2 separate regions of the Mus musculus genome follow, and region 1 is linked to region 2. Evidence: chromatin contacts called from ENCODE Hi-C data. All regions are on one chromosome and are shown on one strand. The core of a region is the stretch at or near the end of the contact, and the rest is flanking DNA. Distances in the headings are between cores, read along the strand shown.

Evidence for each region. A loop is a pair of places that touch in the nucleus more often than their neighbours do.
Region 1: a loop to region 2 is called in a map of left cerebral cortex, with 4 times the contacts of the local background. The contact joins the promoter of Hspa12a here to the enhancer-like site in region 2. A Hi-C loop is called at or near these places in 10 of 37 maps with a recorded cell type or tissue (adrenal gland, gastrocnemius, heart and 1 more).

The regions. Positions count from the first base shown.
Region 1 is chr19:58,859,616-58,862,315 of GRCm38, reverse strand. It overlaps Hspa12a (heat shock protein 12A), which reads left to right and starts at 1,332. Exons shown (of 12, transcript NM_175199.3): 1 at 1,332-1,469. The coding sequence starts at 1,427. Gm52393 (a long non-coding RNA gene) reads right to left here. Exons shown (of 2, transcript XR_003952907.1): 2 at 739-2,397.
Region 2 is chr19:58,821,573-58,824,272 of GRCm38, reverse strand. Hspa12a (heat shock protein 12A) reads left to right here. Exons shown (of 12, transcript NM_175199.3): 5 at 2,105-2,209. Among named protein-coding and RNA genes, the nearest start is that of Gm41877, 28 kb to the right of the region's middle. Within about 2 kb of position 1,318, at least 2 of the 3 ENCODE cell types and tissues checked have a DNase peak (open chromatin) inside an H3K27ac peak, as active enhancers do; they include gastrocnemius and heart, where a contact is called at or near this core.

The sequences.
Region 1 (2,700 bases), core at 83-2,582, 38 kb before region 2:
ACCGCTGTACCCTAGTTTCCAAGCTAGGCATCATGCCACGTAATTGTTTTTAGTCTTGAGAACCTGTTTCTCAGAAGAGGACAAGGAGGCTCAGAGAGGCCCACATACAGCCAGAGACTGCGTTTAGCTATCCTAGTGCAGGCAGAAGACAGTTTGTGAGCACGGGGTGGGAGTCCTCCCCTGAGTTACAACCCCAGCCTGTTTATCACTCTCCTCTGTAGGCTTTGGTAGCAGACCTCAGGTCATCCCACCACCCATAGGCTGCTTGTGGAGGCCTCCCCTAAGTACGGAGATGATGACGAAGTGAGGATGGTGCTTGCCACTGGGATGAGATTCCAGCCAGCCATTTGCTCTTGTGTGATGTTGAAATCATAATTTAAACCTCCCATGCCAAGTTTTCTTAAATGCAGAAACTGACAGCTATGAGATAAGGATATGTGAACGTCAGCATTTAGTGTCAGACCCACCTTGGGGGTGGGGTGGGGAAGACGTAGGGACTATGTTAATGAGATCTTTACCCCTGCATGTACCAAAGAGCAGAGCACCCAGAATCATCTGTTTAGCCAGGCCTTAGCAGGTGCCAGAGGCGCAGGTGTGTGTGTGTGTGTGTGTGTGTGTGTGTGTGTGTGTGTGTGTGTGTGTGTGAGAGAGAGAGAGAGAGAGAGAGAGAGAGAGAGAGAGAGAGAGAGAGAGCAGGCGCCAGCCAGAGGGCAAAGACCAGTGATTCAGTCAACCATGGAAGTTTTGAATTATTAATGTCCTATTTTAATGGGGCCAGGGATGCATCCCGTATATGGAAGGGCAACACAGTCTCTGCGACAAGTACCTCCGTGGGTCAAGAGTTGCTTTGCAGTCCTGTAGGCACCCTGAAGAGGAAAAGTTGGTGGGGGTGCTGGGCCTCAGCCCTGCACAAGTTGTGGCCTGGCTCCCGGCTGCACCAGGGTCTCCAGTGCTTGCTTTGGTGTGCTCCTCTGGGACCTAGGAGCAGAGGCCATTGATGTGGACTGGAGTGTGCTTCGCATGGAATGCTGAGTGTGCAGTGCTTGCTGAAGGGTCTGGCGGGAACTCCAGAGCTTGAAATCCGACCTTGTGCGCTTCTGTGTCCGCCGGGTTGGATCAGCTGCAGAGACCCCTGCTCAGCTATGACCCTCCACCGCCCAAGCTGAGTCCTGGTGCGCTAATGACAGCACGGGGTGTGGCCTCGGCTGGGCGGCGACCAGCGGTTTCAGAGCTTGTGGGAGGAGCCAACTCCCTCCTTCTCCAGGGCCTTGGCTCCGTGGGGCGGGCCCGGGAGGAGCGTGGGGAGGAGCCCGGGCTGCGGCGGCAGCGTCAGAGTGGTGCTCCCGCTGTCCAGAGGCTCAGACCTAGCTCGGGAGCCTAAGATTTAGCACCGGAGGCTCCTTTCCCGGGCTGAGGCTGCAGGACCATGGCGGACAAGGAAGCTGGCGGTGGAGACGCCGGGCCCCGAGGTGAGTGCGGGGCAAGGGGCCGGTGGCTGATTGCCGTGGCTGTGATGGGCTGAAGGGCTGGAAGGGATGAGGTGTGCTGTATATCGCACCTGGCAGCCCAGTCGAGGGCGTTAGAAAAGTGGGCTCCTTGGTTCGGTCTTGCCTCCCTGGCAGGATCACAGAGCTTCTGGACAGGACTTCAGGCCCACTGGGTGGGAGGCCGCCCTTCAGTCACGTGGTAGGTTTGTGCCGGGGTGTGGACTCTGCAACCAGGACTAAATCCTCAGCTGGGGAACCCTAGTTGTTTCCATCACGGGCTGGCTCCTTGGTCAGGGCCGGTTATCATTCCCAAGAGAACCGCCCCTCCTGTCCATCGCCTGAGCACAGTGCTGGGGATGCTACTGCTGACCTGGTAGATGGCCGGCCGCCAGGTGGCCCCGGGTCCTCAACGGCTCCTTTCAGTGACTCAGTGAGGCAGGAGGTAAGATCCTTGGAGAAATCAGATTTAAAACTATCCTCTCTTGCCAGCCCATCCCTCCGGACATAGGAGCCGGAGTGGCGGCAGCAGCTGCAGGCCAAAGGGTGTCCCACCGCTCTCCTCTCATCCTCCAGGATTCTCTGGATTGGTGGTGGTGGTGGTGGGGGGGGGATTACAGAGACTGGGCTGTTCAGTACTTGTCAGAGGCGTGTGTGTGTGTGTGTGTGTGTGTGTGTGTGTGTGTGTGGCAGGGAGCGAGCGGGTTTGGGGTGTCCCATGCAGAGTACTGAAACCTCGCTTCTTACCTTTATGGTAGAGCAGGTCTTTGGGAGCATGGTTGCCGCTTAGATGGTGAGGGAGGGAGTGACTGGGGATCCGGGAAGAGAATGAAATGCTTTCCCAGCCAGAGTTGTAAATCAAGGCTTCGCCGCCCGCACAGGGGATGGGCTGGTCAGGATTCCAGTCTTCTTCCTGTGCATCTCAAGTGGGGAAAGTTGATTGCGGGAGGCGCTGCGCGTGTCCCTGACCTAACAGGGCCTTGGCTAGAGTGGATACCCGAGCCAGCTTCCCAGGAGCTCTAAGCAAGCTGCTGTGCAAGGATGACAGTAGCATGCCCGGACTTAAGGCGAAATCCAGGTTGCGGAGGAGAGCTCTGTGCTTTACAGAGACCCAAAGCCGGGAAACTGAGGCCAGCAGCCATGCAGCTGGTTGACATTGGCAATTGTTTTCTCTGCCCTGGTGTGGGTTGGATACAGCCCCCTCTTCTGTTGCTCT
Region 2 (2,700 bases), core at 69-2,568:
GCAAACCAGTACTAACAGACAGGCCACCCTCTGTGTGTGTGAAGAAAGAAGTTAAGTGGGTGTGGTAGTTATTAGAGGGCTGAATGACAGACCATCAGCTTCACTTCTAAAACTCTGAGCAAGCCAGTGTTCTGTGAGTGGCCCAGGTCAAACAGGCACCCCCTTCCCAAAGCTTCATGGGAAAGGTGGAAACTGGATGAAGACCATAGGCTCTGGCCACATGCCATGGGTCTCAGTGCCGCCCCTGACTCCTCTAAGACACTTAGTCCAAGCCACATGACCTTGCTAGACCTCGCTGTGCTTCCGTTTCAAAATTCTATTTATTTGCCTACTTTCAATTGACTCTGTGATTTTTTACATCATGAACACCAAATCCCATTCATTTCCAGGTCATTCCATATCTGCTTCCCATCCTGTAGCCTCCTCCCCCATCCCCCCCCCCAAAAAAAAAACCCATCTGGCCATGGAAACTGTGGTATGTCACAGTCTGTCAAACAGTACACTCTTCTGCTCAAACAACTTTACTTGCAGATGTTCATTGCAGTGAGTCATTGGTCTGATTTGAGGCCTCTGGTTTCTGCTACACATCAATCTTGGATTCTCACGGGGACTCCTCTTGGATATCCTGTTGTCCTGTGTCATGGAGACCCTGCAGCTTTGGATCTGTAGTACCAGCCCCTTCACATGCTCCAGCAGTTCAGAGATTGGGTAGATGTTGGGGTGAGCCAGCTCAAAGGCCTGGATCAGGACCTGGGTGGTAGCTGAGTTGGTCAGCTTGCCTGCTCTCCCATGCCCACGCCACCAGGGCCAGCTCTCCATCACTGCCCAGGCAAAGGATTGGGCCAACACTTGTGTGCCCACACCACCAGGGCCAGCTCACACTCCTTTTTAAAATGGAGACAGTTACAAGATTATGTTCACAGGGAGTATAAGGATCGAAGTGATATACATGCATGATGTCCCCAGAGGAAGGAAAGTTGTAGTCGAATGGTAGCTTCCATTGGCGTTTGAGGAGACAGCAAAGGGGAGGCAGGAAAACCCCCACTGGCACCTCGCCCTCCAGGGCTCAAGGCTTACGTGAGGTTGCATTTCTCCTGGATGAAAAGGTCTCGCACATTTTTTTTTTCAGATGGGAGGCAGTGCTGACTGTCAGAATTGGGCAATGGAGGCACGGGGAGAACTGTAGCTTCTCGGGACTCTGCTGCCTCCCCGAGCCTGAGAATCTAGAAGCTGGGCACCAGGAGAATGGGGCGCTGGCCGGGAGCAGTGAACATGAGCAGATGGTTTAGGATATAACCCAAGGCCCCACACAGACCCATCAGTAACTCGTGGCCCCGCCTCAAAACAGTGGCAAAGCCTGGCTATCTAGCCTACATCAATCTGATTAATTTGTTCCTCCCACTGAAAAGTGGGTTAGTCCAGAGGCTTCCTTCCACACCCACCCATCCCTCCCCCCACTGCCTCCGGGGACCCTGCTCATGATTTTTTTTTATGACCTCTTTCCACCCACCATCTGGCCTCTGCACCGTATCCCCTGTCAGAGGACCGTGTACGGTAGCTGCCTTGGCTTCTGGCAGAGCCAGAGAGGCAGCAATGCCTGCCTGGCTTTCAGCAGATTAGACAGAACCGGCCTTAAAATAGGAACTCTTCTATTTTAGTGACTTGGCTGGCAGCTCGCCGGGGAAGGAGAGGTTGCTGTGTGTTAGCGTCCCGCTTGGCAGTGAAGTGGCATGAATCAAGCTGTCACAGAGCTCCCAAGGGTGACCCATGTCTGGACGTTGCATGTGAACTGCACCGGACTTGGCACCTGCTCTCCATACCCAGGACTTGCTATGGGCCAGAGGCTCCTGCTCCTGAGGAGCCAAGAAGGGGAGAAGGAGAGGGAAGGAAGGAGGACACAGTGAAGGTGGGGCCTGGGGAGAACCCCCAGAGCTTTAACAGAGTAAGGAGACATTACTGCCTGGTCCCTTGCAGGGGTAAGGAGGTACGCCATTGTCTCTGCCTCTTTCAACATAGGGAAGCAGGATTCCTCTGGTCTCCAAACAGCCATCCCAAACCAAAGGCATGGTTCCTCTTAACCAAGGTCACATCTTTCTCCCTGTAGGACCTCACCATGGACACAGACTTAACAGCAGCAAATGGCAAGAAGGTCAAAGCCCTCGAGATCTTCGCTTACGCCCTGCAGTACTTCAAGGAGCAGGCTCTGAAGGTAAAGCCTAGGGGCAGTCAGCCTTACGTTAGGCCAACCTTGGGTTGCTGCACCTGCCCGGGAGGCAGAGGTGCAGCCTACGGGGAGAGCATGTGGGCTCTGAGGTTACAACAGTCGAGTATGTTCCTTTGTTGATGTTTTTTAAATTTTTTTTTTAAAGGTTTATTATTTATTCTATTTATGAGTACACTGTAGCCATTTTCAGACACACAAGAAGAGGGCTTCGGATCCCATTACAGATGGTTGTGAGCCACCATGTGGTTGCTGGGATTTGAACTCAGGACCTCTGGAAGAGCAGTCAGTGCTCTTCAACTACCCAGTCATCTCTCCAGCTCCTGAATGTGTTCTTAGGCAACGCTGGTGGGAAGGTGAAACGGTTCAGCATCTTGGAACAGATTTGGCAGTTCCTAAAAAAGACAAACACAGAGACATGACCCAGCAATTCCACTCCTAGGGAAATGAAATCACACGCACATAAAACTATTCACATT